2 separate regions of the Mus musculus genome follow, and region 2 is linked to region 1. The links are chromatin loops, found by intact Hi-C in ENCODE. Cell type or tissue: gastrocnemius. All regions are shown on one strand. Each heading gives the region's core, and the rest is flanking DNA. Links, peaks and the distances in the headings are about the cores only.

Region 1 (8,346 bases), core at 30-8,029:
TGGTCAGGATTCCATAGTCAAGGCTATTTTATTTTTAGAGAACTATTAGTTTATACATAGCATCTGCATTCTATTTGCCATTAATTCATAAAGTAAGACTATTTGATGATGCCGTGACTATTAATTATATGGACCTTTATGCCAGTTGTATGGCATACAACTACACCTGTTCTAGCTATTGGAAAAATGTAGAAGGTAGATTTTTTTCCTTTAATCAACAGCAGTAATAACAAAACAAATTACTCCATATCTTAAAAGATAGCCAATATTTATTTTGTTTGCAAATTGTTGATTTGTCACCTGCTCTGGACTCTATAAAGAAAGCACATGTACAATATATACTCAATATCCCATCCATCCATGGAAGTGACTACTTCTAGACACCATAAGGACCTTAGCAACTTAGACAATGAAGGCTTCATCCAGTCCATATGATGTTTGTCAGCCTTTATCATAGCCCAGATATTCACATGGCAGCTAAGTCTTCCATGAGTAAGCGAACAAAAAGCACCCATGCCATTATGTGTATTAAAGTCACACTGTCAAGTGTCCAACCCCAATTCAGTGCTGGAGAAACAAAGTTTGTAGAGTGAACATTGTGATCATCATTATGATATACAGCATAGATGATATACTACCAACCAAGTATTTTATTCAAACAAAGGCAAATAATAAACTAAAGAACTGTTTTGAGGGGTAAAGGATAGGAGAATGCTTCTAAAGACAATGCAATATTGGAAGAATTAGGAATTCTTGCCTTAGTTTTTTAAAAAGGCATGAATACCACAGTGGGGGAAGAAAGATAAATGAAACAGACATTCGGTGTCCTTTAACAAGAAATGAATGAATGGAGAGCCAGTTTCTAATCATCGATTGGTCTCAGATAAAGGTCGGGCTGTGGTCACAGATTGCATTTTCAGCTCTTGGTGGGGAGCTGGCTTGAGCTGTAGCATTGGTTTCACCACATCAAGTAAACCTATGATAATTATTGTATTTAGAGTGCATACTCAGAAGATACATATCAGACAGAAGCCCCCGGAGAATCCAAGGTGGCTGTCCTGCCTCACTCCTGGATGGACTCAGGAGATGCTGTCAGAATTCAGCATCCTTAGAAACGCGTACAGTAAGAAAAAAGTCATTAAAGCCAAGCAAGGGCTCATGTCTTTATCTACTTCTGTGTCTCCTATTCATCATGATATAGGTTAGGCAAGTGTTCCAAGATCTGCAATTTAGCTTATTTCTTAAACTCTAATATGTTTCCTTAGAAACTCCTGAAAGACATCATTTTTTTTTATTTTTCAGAAAAGGCAAAATAAATCACATTAACTTAGCACACATCTGCTTCCTGCCGAGAATGTGTGCTCTCATGGAGAGAGTCTGCTGTGTGCTGTGCTCAGGGGCAAGCACACCACCACACTTTCTGCTGGATCTCACCATCAGGATGTTAGCTTCAAAAAACCCACTGCTTATTATTTATTTACCATCATTAAAAAGCTAATTAAGATTTGATTATCTAATGGTCTTTTCTAATTGTGGGCTATCCCTGTTTGGAATTTGAGGCGAGCAACATATAATTTCTAAGAGAAGCAAGTGATTACTTTGTTTTGGAAATATTAGAAGTATTGTTATGGTAGGTTTTGAAATTAGCACCATTTTCAGTAATGTTTTTCAGATGCATTTAATGTGTTCAAAGGTTCAGGCTTGGGGCCGGAGAGATGGCTCAGTAGTTAAGAGCACTGACTACTCTTCCAGAGGATCTGAGTTCAATTCTAAGCAACCAACATGGTGGCTCACAACCATCTGTAATGAGATCCAATGCCCTCTTCTGGTGTGTCTGAAGACAGCTACAATGTACTCATATAAATAAAATAAATCTTAAAAAGAATGTTCAGGCTTTTCTATTTTTTCTACCTATTCTGGCTCCTTTAAAAGCCAGGGTTACTACCATCTTCCTCTAACCCTCATAAAAGCTACCCACAAAATCTCATTGTTCAGGAGATGTGTATATAGTTACAAGTTCCCAATACTTGTAAATAAAGGCTAGGAACTTGGACTAGTCAACAAACTGTAACTGTTATTCAACAAAAGTATATTAGAAAGTAATGCTTTTATTGAGTAGTGCAACTTAGGGTTGATTTAGGAAAAATGTTTTACATTTTAGATCTAAAGTCCTTTGCCTTGGAGATAACTCAGAACATCAAATATAAACAGGTGTAAGATCTTAGGAAATGGTGGGTTAAAATCATACATTGTTGAGAAGTTAATTTACAAAAAAAAAAGGCTATATCGCTTGACAAATGTAACACTGTATATGCAAATGTAATATTAATTGTACAAGCAAATAATGATGGACTGGTGTGAGTAAATATATATGGTGTGTGTGTGTGTGTGTGTGTGTGTGTGTGTGTGTGTGTGTGTGTGTATGGAGAAGGTAAGGACAGTTTCCATACTTGTTTGCTGCTAACTTCCCAAAAACTCCTCTTTGATTAGATAAAATCAGGCTCACAGGACTAAGTGGGATCTACACTGTGACTGACATGTGAGGATTAAATGGCTGGCTTTGGTGGCATGTCCTAGGACATAAGAGCAGCTGCAGCAGTGGGGTCCAAGCTCTCCCTGAGTCTCTTTGCCACTGAACTTGAAGTACAAGATTCTCCTCATTGGAACCTGAAGTGTCTTCCTTAGTTCAGCCTGGTGTTCCAATTACCTACTCTTCCAGAAGATGCAAGACCACGCACATGTCTTCGGATAATTTTATGACTCTGCAATTTCCCTTCATTGAAGGGAAAACAGATAGGCCCTTTCTGAGGCCATTTCTTAGAATAAAATTAATTGATATTATGAAGGTGCCTGAGAGCATCCAGGTTCATGTCTTTTATTAATACCTGATTTCAACTCCTCTACTTGGGGAATATTCTGCTTCATTGGTGGCTAGTGTATCTGAGTTTTGGGATCTGGGCATGCGTCTCTCTACCTACGTAAATTATTTCTGAACAGAATGCTATTTCTGCTCCCACCTCTGTTCATTACTGATGATAGCTATCCTGGCCAGCACCTCAACCTAAACTCCTGATAGCTATACTTCTCCGTGTGAGGATAATAGATGAGGGGTCTCCTGTTTTCACTTTGAATGCAGAATCATTCTGAGCTTCTGGAAATCCAAACACTGGTTTAAACTGGTTTTTGGTTGTTTTATTAATTTTACTAATTTTCTTTGACATCAGCGAGCTAGTATTTTTGAAGTCAGTTTCGAGTGCCTAAGAATGACACTACACTGAAGTGTGTATGGTGGCGTGTATGTGTTCTAGTTTGTCTGCACATGTACATATGTGCAGGGAAAAGCCACATGTTGATGCCACCTGTCTTCCTATGTCATTATTGATCTTATAACTTTGTTAAAGGGTACCTTCGATAAACCTAGAGCTCACTAGCATGGCTATACTGGCTGACCGATGAGCCACCCAGGATCCTTTTGTCTCTGTTCTTTGTCCCGGATTACAGAAATGTACTGTGTCGTGCCTTGCTTTAACGTATGGGCTGGCAATGCAAACGTAGTAAGTCCTCATCCTGGCAAAGCAAGCCTTCTTTACGCTGAGCTGTCTCTCCTGAACAACACAGTCAATTATAAAGACATATGAGAGGCCAATATCTGACTTTCTATCTGAATATATATTTTTTCCTTGGCACATATTAAGCAATACATCAAATATGAACAGAGATCAACTTCAGAATAAAGGCAGTGTGTGAAAATAAAACATTTTAGGTATCTCGAGAGTATCTTTCAACCCAAACAAGCCATTTTAGTATTTACATGAGCAATGGTTTAAAATATTTTTTTTAAAAAAATGGAATGCCTTGAAATAGCAATCTGAAAGTGTTCTGTGACTGTAGAATAGATATTAAAATGTAATTCGTAGATGCCACGTCCCATTGGTTACAATAGCGATGCTTCGCATTGCGTGATGGACTTTGCTTTTGCAGATGTTTCCCATTAAAGTTCATCCTCCCTGCGAGAGAGGCAGGGGAGATAAGCGTGTGATCCCCGCATTTGTGAGAAGGAAAATCCAGCCCTAGTAGTAAGTGGTGGGGCTGGGAGAGGAGCCGAGTGCTCCTGACTCCAGGCTCCAATCTTTCCACATCTGAAAACCTTCCGCAATTGAACTTCATTGTGGCGGGGGAGGGGCAGTGGGCAGACTGAGTGGGAGAAGCTAAGGGATTGGGGAAATGCACATGGGTTTAGGTCAGCTTCCCTGTCTCGGGAAAATATTTACCGCTTGTGTTTTCCATTTATGTTAAAATGTTTTAGCCTGTATTGCACATAGTTCTTGATAAGTTGTTTCACTCACTGGAAAAGAAAGTTCATAAAGCAAGATCGTTTTTAGAATAGTTTGGGGACTTGAACCTATACATGTCTAAAGGCAGTATGACACTTGATGAGGATAAGCCTGTCAGCTTTGTGCTTGTTTTTCATTTTTATTTTCCACTTCATGAAGTCGTTTGATTATCTCTTCACGATAATTTGTTAGGGGTTCATATGATTTCCTCAGCAGTCTGGCCATTGCGGTCCATTTAAAATGAAAGGATTTTAAGATGAAATTTGGAGGCTTTTCAGATGGCCATTAAGATGACGACTTTGAAGTCTGGGTGCTCTGTTGTGGTCCTGTGGTTCTCTCATTATGGGAGTTGAGTTCTGCCTGTTCAGGGTGACAAAGCCCTCAGCCACATCTACTATTATGATTGTCTTACTGGCACGTATACCTAGTGCCACCTCGTGGTTGGCTGCAGCTATAGCATGTAGCCAAAGAGAAAAGGGTAGCAGATACATTGTTTGACTTTAAAAAAATATTGTCAAGGTGACCTTAATAGAGACAAAGGCCAGAAGTCACCATGTGTAAGGTTTATATGTACGTATACATGTGTACACAGGTATGTATGTATGTATTTATGTGTATATATATGTATATTTGTGTGTGTTGTGTGTATATGCATAAATGTGTATATATGTATATATAATTATATATGTTTATGTATGTATATACATATATACATATGTACACGTATTCATATATACATATGCACATACATATTTGTATATATATGCATATTTTACATATATACATGTACACACATATGTATAGATATATCAATATATCTATATGGCTATACACACATACATAGATTATGTAAAACCTTCCAGATAATTTTTGGGTTCTGTTTGGCTGTTGTTTGTATAGAACTCATGGAGCAAGAAATAATTGAACATTTCAAGAAAGCCTGTACCTTAATGTCTCTTTTACCCCGAATTGTTTGTTCGCTGTTATTTGCTGTCAGGACAGGAATGGACAGAGCTGCTGAGTTCTGAGTTCTGATACTTTCGCTGTAGTTTATAACACAACAGGCAGGGCATTCTCAACTTCTAACTCCGGTGGTTCAAGACTAAGTGAATAAAAAGTATGATTCTTCCACATTCCAGTTGATAATAAACAAGTTAAGAACTTAATGAAGAAAAGAAGAGCTAGAAAGAAAAGGAAAGGATGTTATTTCTCTCTTGAGACAATCTACCAATTTTATCACCAATAATATGAAGGTCTTAAAACACAGGAATGAATGGTTTGCAAAGAACATCCCCATGCATCCTGTCGTGGGCTGGTGTTTTCTTGGACATACAAGAAGTAAGCTATGCTATTGTGAACTCCATGAACACAGAATAATGTGCCCTCTGTGTTGAGAGGTGCTTAACTCTTATAGTCTAATTGCTTTTAATTTGTGAAGTGTATTTATCCATGTAAGTATTTATAAACAGGAGCCCACTTTAGAACCCCGTGGAAGCCTCATGATTGTTTTCTGGCCCCACCATCCAGAGCCTGTGAGACAGTAGAACTGGGTATGTCTATAAAAGTTCATGCATGGAAGCTGGAAAGTTGGCTCAGCTGATAAGAGCACTGGCTACTCTTTCTGGAGGACCCAGGTTCAATTCCCAGCAGCCACAAGGTGGCACACTACTGCCTGCAACTCCAGTTCCAAAGGATCTGACACCCTCACACAGACATACAGACAGGAAAACATCAATCCACATAAAAATAAATAAATAGTTCCTTAAAAGTTCATACATGACTCAGGTGATGGTCTAGGGTCTAAATGTGACAAACACTGGCCTGTGCTAAAGAGTTCTGTCAATCAATTTATCACCAGAGTGAGGGATCACATACCCAAACCAGAGGTCGAAAATTCTCAATCAGCCAGCTTTACCCTCTTGAAACTTTGTGTTTCATCCAGAAGAACAACTTTTCCTTCTTTTGTTTATTTAATCGGTTTTTTTTTTACATTCCAGACTTTATTCGCCTCCCAGTCCACCTTCTGACTGTTCCACACCCATACCTTCTTCCCCCAGTCTCTGAAAGGATGTTTCACCGCTCCCCACCCCCCAATACCCCACCCCACCAGACCTCTCCACTCCCTGGGTTTCCAGTCTCTTGAGAGTTAGGTGCATATTCTCTGATTGAGACCAGACCCAGCAGTCCTCTACTGTATGTCTGTATGGGGGCCTCATATCAGCTGGTGTATACTGCCTGTTTGGTGGCTCAGTGTTGGAGAAATCTCAGGTCATGTCAGTTGAGACTACTGGTCCTCCTACAGGGTTGCCTTCCTCCTCAGCTTCTTCCAGCCGTCCCTAATTCCACCACAGGGGTCGCCAGTTTCTGTCCATTGGTTGGTTGCAAATAGCTGCATCTGACTCTTTCAGCTGCTTGTTGGGCCTTCCAGAGGGCAGTCCTGATAGGTCCCTGTTTATAAGCACACCACAACATCAGTAATAGTGTCAGGCCACAAGAACTTCTTACACATATTTTCTAGCATGTCATGTATTCTGTAGAGTGTTTTTCTTTTTAAACAACAACTTTAACTTTAATTTAGCTCTGTTATTAAATCCACTTATGAGCCAAGAACCAAAACAAGATTCATTTTATTTATTTTTAATTTTAATTTGTTTCTAGCCTTCTCTCCCACCTTGCATTCCAACCTCCATTCCCCCTACCCTCTGCTCCCCTCCTCCCTGTCTTCCCCCTACTTCTCTCCCCCAGATCCACTCCTGTTCTGTTTCCCTTCAATCATGAGAACAGGCCTTTTAGGAAAATCAACAGAACATGCGCAACAAGTTGCAATAAAATTAGGTACAAACCCTTATATCAAGACTGGACAGGGCAACAGAGGAAAAAAAGAAAAGGGTCCAATGTGTAGACAAAGGAGTCAGAGACACTACCCACACCCAATGTTCAGAATCCTAAGAACACCAAACTACATAACTGTGGTATGTATGAAGAAGAGCTACCTTAGGCCCATAAAAGGTGTGTTGTTGTTACTTCAGTCTCTGCCAGCCTCTATGAGCCTTGCTGAGTTGATTCTGTGGGTCTTGTTCTTGTGATGTCCTCCACACCTCTGTCTCCTACAATCCTTCCTCCTCCCCCTCCTCTTCTTCTAGGTTTCCCTGCCCCCTGACAGCTTCCCTCCAGTATTTTCCTGTAAATCTCTGTGTCTAGTCCCATCCATTGTTGTATGGTGCCTCTCTGATGACAATTGGACCAGCCTGTGAGTGTAGCAGAATATCATTAGGAATCACAGGAAATAAGATTTTAAAAACTCAAGTTTTTTTTCTTTCTTCGATTTGTTTCCCTACAAACAAAATGGAATCCAAAAGTGTCTTGTACTGCTATTTTTAAAAAAAATTATCCTTTTGTGAAGCATTTATAGATTGCCCTTGCCTTGTTAAACATTTGCAAACCATAAGTATGGATTACTCTCTGTGTTCTCTGTCAGTGCCAGACATGGTAACAGTCAAAGAACCTTTCCCCTATATTTTGAGATGGCTGTCTCACGTAGTGGGAACAGCTGCAGGAGATGAGAGTTCAGGGCAGATCATTAGTGACATATCCTTTCGTGTGCACCTAGAGCACAAACCATGAGCCAGAAGCCCCTCCCCGCCTTTTCTTCTGTATAGTGATTAACCAACCACCAACTTGGGAAAAGGTATTCCCTTGCCTTAGGGCTCTTTTATCTATAAGGGAAGTGTGACTCTCTCAGGGAACTTCCTCCTAGGATTGAATGAGTTACACTGTGTGAGGTACTGAGGGAAGTACCTCATTCATAACTCAGGGCAGTGAAGAAAGCCATGCAGATGCAGACCTGCTGGTAGCAGCGGGAGTGCAAGGGGGAGAGAAGGAAGTATTCAACTAAGTTACTGCCACATCCAACGCCTTTGCTAAAAATAATTGAAAAATATGATCACTGTAGGAATTAAGATCATCACTCAGAGTAGACAGTGCTTTGTTATGCATCTGAATTCTACATTTA
Region 2 (8,346 bases), core at 187-8,186, 160 kb before region 1:
TAGATATTTTGCATTTACATTTATACCAGATATTTCTAAGGGATAAAACATCACAGAACAATCACAGATGAAGAGAATCATCTTTAGTTATGTCTTTCTTTTCTAAACCACTGTTTCCGTTTATCCTGCATGTTAAAACAATGAAGCTATTAGTCCAAACTCTGAGACTTTTAAAATGCCGTAAAGTCCTCACCCATTCTCAGAGATGTGGGGATTGACACTGCAGATTTCCTGGAGAAATTCAAAGCTATGCAAGACTGTTCCCAAACTTGTGAGAGGTGATACACATGTGTATCTTCTTAAAAGCCCCTCGCTTATGGATTGAGGAAAGTCCCTTTGTGGACTCTTCTCATCCCAGAGAAAGAGCTCTAACCAGGCCTGGAAAACATTGGCTGTTTGGGCTTTTCTTTTGTAAGAAACAGGAGGCCAATATACCTCCAGGAATGATGACATCATGCACCTCCAGGAATTATGACGTCATGCTCTCAGCCATCACCAGGCTTGTGCTTTGTGTGTTGAAAGGCTGGCATCCTGTCTCAGTTTTCTGCTGCACAAATGTTTTCATTGAAGAAGGGCAACAATGAAGCTCCCGGACAACTCTTCAACATGATGCTCATTCTTGTTTATTCTTTTGTTTGATTGTAGGAGTGCGTTTCTACAGACAAGGGAAAACATGAAAACGAATTCAGCTGCATTTGGGCTGCACTGTGTACTGTGATGTGACTAACATATGTTGTTTAAGAGGAATTTTAATTACCCTTTGTTCAGGAAAACAAAAAAAGAATGGAGTGTTCTTGTAATAAATGTACTTGTAATTTCCAAGAAAAGTGTAGACTTATGTTGAGTGTTAAAGCATCAGGTAGAAGAATGCTGATAATTCTGTGCAAACATTATGCCAATAATTATGTTCAGCTGTAACTTTTTATTGGCTTTTTTCTATTTATATATTTACTTATTTATTTATTCATTTATCGACTTAACAACCTGGTCACAGCCTCCTCCCTCTCCTCCCAGCCCCACCCTTACAAATCCCTCTTAGCCATACTTCTCAACAAAGGGGAAGCCACATTGGGTCTCACCCTTCACTGGGACATCAAATCACAGGAGGAATAAGAGTATTTTCCTTCACTGAGGCCCAACCAGGCAGACCAGGTAGGGGAAGGGGATCCACTGGGAGGCAAATGAGTCAGAGGCAGCTCCCACCCCAGTTGTTAGGGGGTCCAAATTAAGACCAAGCTGTACATCTGTTACAAATATGAAGCGGGGTCTAGGTCCAGGCTCTACATGGTCTTTGGTTGGTGGTTTGGTCTCTGTGAGCTCCCACAGGCCCTGGTTAGTAGGGCTCTGTAGGGCTCTTGTGGTGTCCCTGACTCTTCCTGCTCTCTCAGTTCTCTTCCCTACACTTCCACAAGACTCTGGAGCTCAGCCTAGTGTTTGGCTGTGGTTTCCATCAGCTGCTGGATGAAGCCTCTCAGGAGACAGTGATGCTAGGCTCCCTGGGACATCAAGTCACTGCAGAATGAGGCACATCCTCTTCCACTGACAGCTATAACTTTTAATATAAAGCTAACTGTAAAACATTTTTTAAAAGAAGGAAGTATTCTGATTACACATACATTGTGGTATTTTGGGAAAAATAATTCTGCTAAAGTCTGAAGGAAATTTTGTTTAATAATGTTATTATATGGGTCATTGACTGTATAGATTGTTTTGAAGAAAGTCCAGGCTGTTCTTTTCGTTTGTTTATATAGGGAAATAGTTTCAATTAAAGGAATAATCTGAAGTGAACTTGGATTAGGCCAAATATTTATAGCGTGGCATTGCTGATAGAAATTTCCTTCTGTGCCTTGAAAATGTGTTTGGAGATAATAATTTTCTAGCCAAAATCTTATTCATTAAAGTTAGCTCTCTGGATTTGAAAATAATTGTGTTATTGTCTTTACGCTTTGCCATTCATCCTTGGCACACAGCTTCAGTAAGATAAGGTATAGGTAAATGTGTACAGACTTTCTGATCAACCCTGCTTCCAATACTTCCTACTTTATGATGAACTCTTTAAAATACACCCAGTTTCTCCACCTAGGGAAGGAGCAACAGCATTCCCTACTCTTCAACAAATAATTGGTCGACTGCCCATTCTATGCAAGACACAGGGCAGAGTGGTAAGATCCAGATGTGTGAGTGATGTTGTTACTGCTGGCTTCTGGGAGATGCTGTGGTGTGTTAAATGTCTTGTTGTGCTGGGCCTCCACTTGGTTTCCTATTAGTTAGCCCCACCTCTTACTGAAGTAACTATCAATAAACAAAACCATACGCCAGGTGACCTTTCAGTTCTGTGTAACTATGCCAGCTGAGTTTTACATTCAGTGGTATTGAAAAATAAAAGAGAAATTGACTCGCGAATGGGTTGTGCTGAGCTGTTGCTTAAGGAGGCTGGCAGGCTGTTGAGACCAACAGAGCTGAGCAGATGTTTAGAATGTTCTACTATGTGCCCAGCACTCTGGTACCTATTAAAATGTCAGTGTTCAACAAAATGGACATGACTTCTTCCCACTCATACAAATAAACTTCAAATCAAGACAGATGCTGTGGATGGCTTGAATATTCTGGCTGACATATCTTCTCCCAGCGGGAAATCCAGGTGCAAAGCCAAATTATAAATTCTTGGTTGGTTAATGATCATGAAAGTATAGAAGGGGTATATTAGTCAGGCTTTTGCACTCCTGCGACCAGATACTAGACCTAGTGACTGGAGAGAGCAAAGACTCATCTGGGTTCACAGTTTCAGAGCAGTAATTTACTATGGGCAAAATGTACAAACTATCATTTTACACCATGGTAGCGAAGAAGCAGGGGAAAGAATACAGAAAGAGGCCAGGGTAAAGTTTAGCTTCTAAGTCAACCTGCTCCATGACCTACTTCCCCTACGGAAACACATACTTCCTACCTTTCACCAACTCTCAAATAACACAGGCATAGTGTGACTCTATCCGTGTGTGGATCCACGCATCAGATCAGAGGCTTCAGGATGGGTTTGTCTCTGGGAATGACATTCCAGACACACCCAGAGGAGCCTGTCACTCATCCAGGTGTTTCTAACCCAAACAAGCAGTCAATTCTGACTATACATGAAGTAGGGTCATGCGAAGAGACAGTGCCCCTTGTGGATTCCCACACACTCTCAACTGGACTCCCTGGCAGTCCTGACCACTGGCACAAATATTGCTGTGATTTTCTGCCAGTTTCACTTCTGTTTCTGTGGCTCATACAGTGAATACTTGACTTTCTTCTGTTGAAATCCCAAATGTTTGACCTTGCTGCATATGCTTTACCAACACACACACACACACACACACACATGCTCTCATTCATTTATTCTTTGAAATTGAATGTGCATTTGAGTCCTTGTCTCTTGAGTTTCCTAGTTGCCTAACAAACTATCCCTTCTCTTTAACCACTAAATGGACAGAATACTTCTCTCATTCAGTTTGTGTGTGTTCTCTCATTCAGTTTGTGTGTGTGTGTGTGTGTGTGTGTGTGTGTGCGCGCGCGTGCAAATATGTTACACTTCTTGATATACATATAAGATGGCGGGAAAGTTAGATAGATATCACAGATGTTAAATATAGTGTTCTCAACATAAAGATGGAGAGTGATGTCTATTTCTCTCAAAATTTCATCTTTCAGATAATTCTGGTAAGATGGCATGTTGTATATAGTGCCTGTGAAACTCTAAGGAAAGTGTTTGTGAAGTTAAATTAACTCAGAGATGCTCAGTCCTGGAAGGAACTATGAATTGGATTATGGAGTACGCTTGTATTGAACATTCATAATTGGGGAGGTAGAGAGGTTAAATATATTTACGATGTTTACATATTAAATAAAATCTCAAATGCCAGGAGGGGTTTGTTGTAATTTTCATTTGCAGGATTCAGCAATACACAACATGGCCACAAGGGAGCGCGAGAGGGAAACGAAAGCAATTTGTGCTCTTTGCAAGCCTCTGTGTGGAGATTTGCCCTTGGTTTTTTGTTCTGTTGTGTTCTTCCTATTTGCTTTTGGTGATCCCTTCTCTGTTAGATATCACTGAAATTTGATCCTTTGAAGAAATGAAAACAAAAATCTAATCCCCACTCACCAGAAAATTACTAGAGATAACATGAATTATTTAAGTGTATGTACATGTCATGGGGAGGGGGGTGTTGGTTTGTACTGAGAAGTTCTTATTTATGTTACTTCTATAAATAAAGCCTGTGTATGCTACTAATTTATATTTCAATCATTATACATGGATTTACACTCCTTAAGTAGACGGATGAGCTAGAATGCTATGTGACTTCAGAAAGAGTATGAATACATTTTATAATCTTTTTAGTAAGTATCTAAAATAAACACTGTTCTCTTACAAATTTCAAGAAGTAAGTATCTAGACGTGGCACTGGTTGGCTCTGAGGGTTATACTGCTTGCTCTGAAAGCATGAGAGGCTGAGTTAGGATCCTAGCACCCATTTACAAAGTCAGGCATGGTACACGTACCCTCAGGACTGTATGGGGCAGGAGGGGGTTTGGAGGCTTCTGGCTGCTGGCCTTGCACCAGGTCCAGTGAGAGACTCTGTCTCACAGGACTAAGGTAGAGAGTAATAAGAAAGAACAGCCAGCAGCCATCTCTTGCTACTGTGCACATATTGGCATCCACACCTGCACACATGTACACAACTGCTACACACACACACACATGTTTAATACACATGTAGGAACCTCTGTCAATACATACTTCTCTTTTGAAGGCCTTACCCCATTAACACCATTTAAGAAATACAACAGAATCTGTAGATCCCAAAATCAAGTACATTTAAATGTTTTTGTTATTGCTATAATAAGGTATAAAAGAAAATATTTTTCGAGACTCCATTTTTCACTGTGAAAATCTACCACCCTATCTATCTATATATCTATTATATATCCATTATCTTTCTATCATCTATCATCTATCAATGTATCATCTATCTATATATTATCTATCCATTATCTATCTGTCTATTCATCTATCATCTATCTAATTATCTACCTATCATCTACCTATTTATTAATCTATCAATCATCTATCTATCTATCATCTATCTATCCATCCATCTATCTATCCATCTATCTATCTATCCATCTATCATCTATCAATCTATTATCTATCATCTATCTATCCATCTATCTCTCATCTATCATCTATCATCTATTATCTATCATCTATCTATCTATCTATCTATCTATCATCTATTATCTATCATCTATCTATCTATCTATCTATCTATCATCTATCTATCTATCTATCATCTATTATCTATCATCTATCTATCTATCTATCTATCTATCTATCTATCTATCTATCATCTATCTATCTATCTATCTATCTCAGTACTAAGGAGAAACATAGCAGTCTTGTTCTATGAGCTCTGCTGAGAAGCAAAGATGTAAGCATAAAATGGCAGTTATGGGATTCTTGCCCGTGAATCCATGTAGAATTTTAAAAGGAAATGCATGTAAGCTGTCCTACATGGATGTATTCTCCTGTGTCTTTTGCCTGTTGTTGCTGTAACAAAATACTACATGAAGGAGCCTTGAAGAAAAGGTATCTCTATTTCAGTTCTGAGGGTCAGAGCCCTAAAATAGATTTCACTAGATCAAAATGGACCTACTTAGACATCTCTAGAAACTACAGATGTCCTTCTAGGATTGGAACATGGTCACTTGGGCGTGAGCAATTTTTTCTGATGCATTCATGCTTTCAATTCATTTTCATAGTTGAATCATAATGTGTATACACATGTTTGTTTTTAGCCCATGGTTGTGCTGTGCATTTTCTTATGCTTGTAGCCTTAACTGGTTATCTTTTTAAACAGCCATTTGAAGTTTACTATAGAGCAGGTGCTTGTCATAATTATCCTCTATCTTAATGCCAAATAGCGTATCTATTCAAAGATATTTATGTGTGCTAAATTTATGATAGGTACTCTGCAATGATTGGGCTATTTTTCATAAATAGGAGTTCCTCTACCATTGGAACAAGGTATAGATAAAGGAGAAGTAAAACCAAGGAATGGATAAGAGAATAAATTAATAAGTATTTTCCTTGGGCATGAAAACAAAAAGCAGATTTCAACATAATACTAAGCATTATTCTTGTATGAAGAGTTGGGCATGCTTTTCCTGGTAAAGTAACATCTCACCCGAATCAGAATAAGAAACCCAATCCATTGTAGGAGCAGGGAAGCAGGGAGGGAAGCCAAAAGAAGTTCTCATATAAAGACAATTCGTTCATCTGTTCACATGTTGGAGAAATACAGAGCCTTCAAGTATTTTCTTCCATAACTCTCTATAATTTGAAAAAAACAGCCTCTGTCCCTGAACCTCTGGCTAGCTATGGTAGCTGGACTATATGTCCATCTCTGCACCCCTCCTCCATGGCTGCAGTTACAGTGTGCATCGGCATGCCCAGCTCTTGCATGGATTTGGGGATTGTACTGGCTAGTTTTGTGTCAACTTGACACAGCTGGGGTTATCACAGAGAAAGGAGCTTCAGTTGAGGAAATGCCTCCATGAGATCCAACTGTAAGGCATTTTCTCAATTAGTGATCAAGGGGGAAAGGCCCCTTGTGGGTGGGACCATCTCTGGGCTGGTAGTCTTGGGTTCTATAAGAGAGCAGGCTGAGCAAGCCAGGAGAAGCAAGCCAGTAAAGAACATCCCTCCATGGCCTCTGCATCGGCTCCTGCTTTCTGACCTGCTTGAGTTCCAGTCCTGACTTCCTTGGTAATGAACAGCAGTATGGAAGTGTAAGCCGAATAAATCCTTTCCTCCCCAACTTGCTTCTTGGTCATGATGTTTGTGCAGGAATAGAAACCCTGACTAAGACAGGGATCTAAGCTCTGTTCCTCATGCTTTTGCATTATGCACTCTGTGCTAATCTAAGCTCCGTCCAACTTCCTGAAGCACAGTACCTCTCTGAGACATTAGGTCTCTGATCACGGTTAGGTGGGCGGGAGCGATAACTCATGGGTTCCCCTTCCTCACTCATTTTGCCATTTTCCTCAGGGTTGCGGTTGTAGATATGCACCATCATGCCTGATATTTTACATATATGCTAGATATCAGAACTTAGCTCATCATGTGTGTGCAGTAGGCATTTAGTGAGTGGCCTTGATGATTGATCATGTTTACTAGAACTATTATAGGAAGAGGAGATTCTATGGTAGTTGTAACATAAAGTTCAGGTTTGAATATACTGCACCATGAAGAATCAAATATTCAGCCTCACAGTATAGTAAAGGCTCAAGCAGCTGGGCCTAACTGGTGCTTTGTCTGCAAGAATCTTTATATAAAATGCCCAGAGGAGTGACATCAAGAGAGAAAGTGAAAGTTTGGTTCCAGTTTTGACCCTTAGCAGAGCTATCCAAATTGTCTTATATAAATATTTGACTGCTTTGGGCATCATGTATCATGTAGTGTGTCAAATTGAGGTTGTGGGAAGGAAAGCTATCTGATATAAGCAGACAAAATTAGGAAACTCATTTCATAGGAACAGCTCAGGAAAGGACTAAGAGGGATGGAAACATGCATTGCTCCTCCCACCCTGGGTCCCTGAACTGATCGCCAAAGGTCAGCTGCAGCGGTATGTCTTAACAGGAAGAGTTCATGTTGTTTATTCATGTCATATATTTATCTAGCACTTACTATGAAGTGTTATAACATTTTTTATAGTTACAAAGTCAGTGACATCATTTTCCCATTACCTGACTTTTATACCTGAGACTACAAAAGCTCTGAGATCAGTGTATCGAGGTTACAGTTAGGATGCTAGTCCAGGCAGTCTAGGTTACATGGCAGGCATCTATTAACTTAAGAACTCTAGTTACACTCTTCCAGGCTGTGTTACTTCACCCCCATTCATTCTAGCACATCATCCTATCAGTCTTCTCCTTACCCATGGGCATGAAGGTAGAAAAAGAACCAGATAGGCCAATGCAAGTGTTTGTTTAGATTTAAGCAGATTAGACCAAGGGTATAAACATTCTTTGGACTGACAAAGTTCATGGGATAAGCACTTAAAATGGCTGGACTTTGTTCTTAGACACATATTCAGTGGTAGTGCATGAACCTAGTGTTCTGAAGAAAGCAAAGAAAAGGCTAAAAGAGACATGTCCATAAAGTCAGATCCGAGACTCACTGAAGCCCCACTGAGGCAAGCTGACAGCTCACCAGTTAGGTAATGTAGTCTATAGTGTCTGAGCTTGTGTGAGAAGGTTTACAGATTCTGATCAAAAAAAGTATTCTGATTAGTGTGGCACTTTCCTTTT

The links. Peaks named below come from ENCODE experiments on the same cell type or tissue, not always from the same donor. Only the 100,000 strongest peaks of a DNase experiment are listed, where the experiment ranks them.
Region 2: a loop joins it to region 1, with 12 times the contacts of the local background. A loop is called at or near these places in 28 of 42 quality-filtered maps.

What each region holds. Positions count from the first base shown.
Region 1 is chr10:109,917,358-109,925,703 of GRCm38, reverse strand. All of the region lies in intron 1 of Nav3 (neuron navigator 3), which reads left to right. Among named protein-coding and RNA genes, the nearest start is that of Nav3, 79 kb to the left of the region's middle. In gastrocnemius, for the core only: CTCF peaks have their summits at 4,774 (motif pointing left) and 5,984 (motif pointing right); DNase peaks (open chromatin) are centred at 4,169, 4,760 and 5,977; H3K4me3 peaks cover 1,088 bases; H3K27ac peaks cover 869 bases.
Region 2 is chr10:110,080,988-110,089,333 of GRCm38, reverse strand. It overlaps a transcript of Nav3 not described here. Among named protein-coding and RNA genes, the nearest start is that of Nav3, 85 kb to the right of the region's middle. In gastrocnemius, for the core only: a CTCF peak has its summit at 3,930 (motif pointing right); DNase peaks (open chromatin) are centred at 3,162 and 3,957.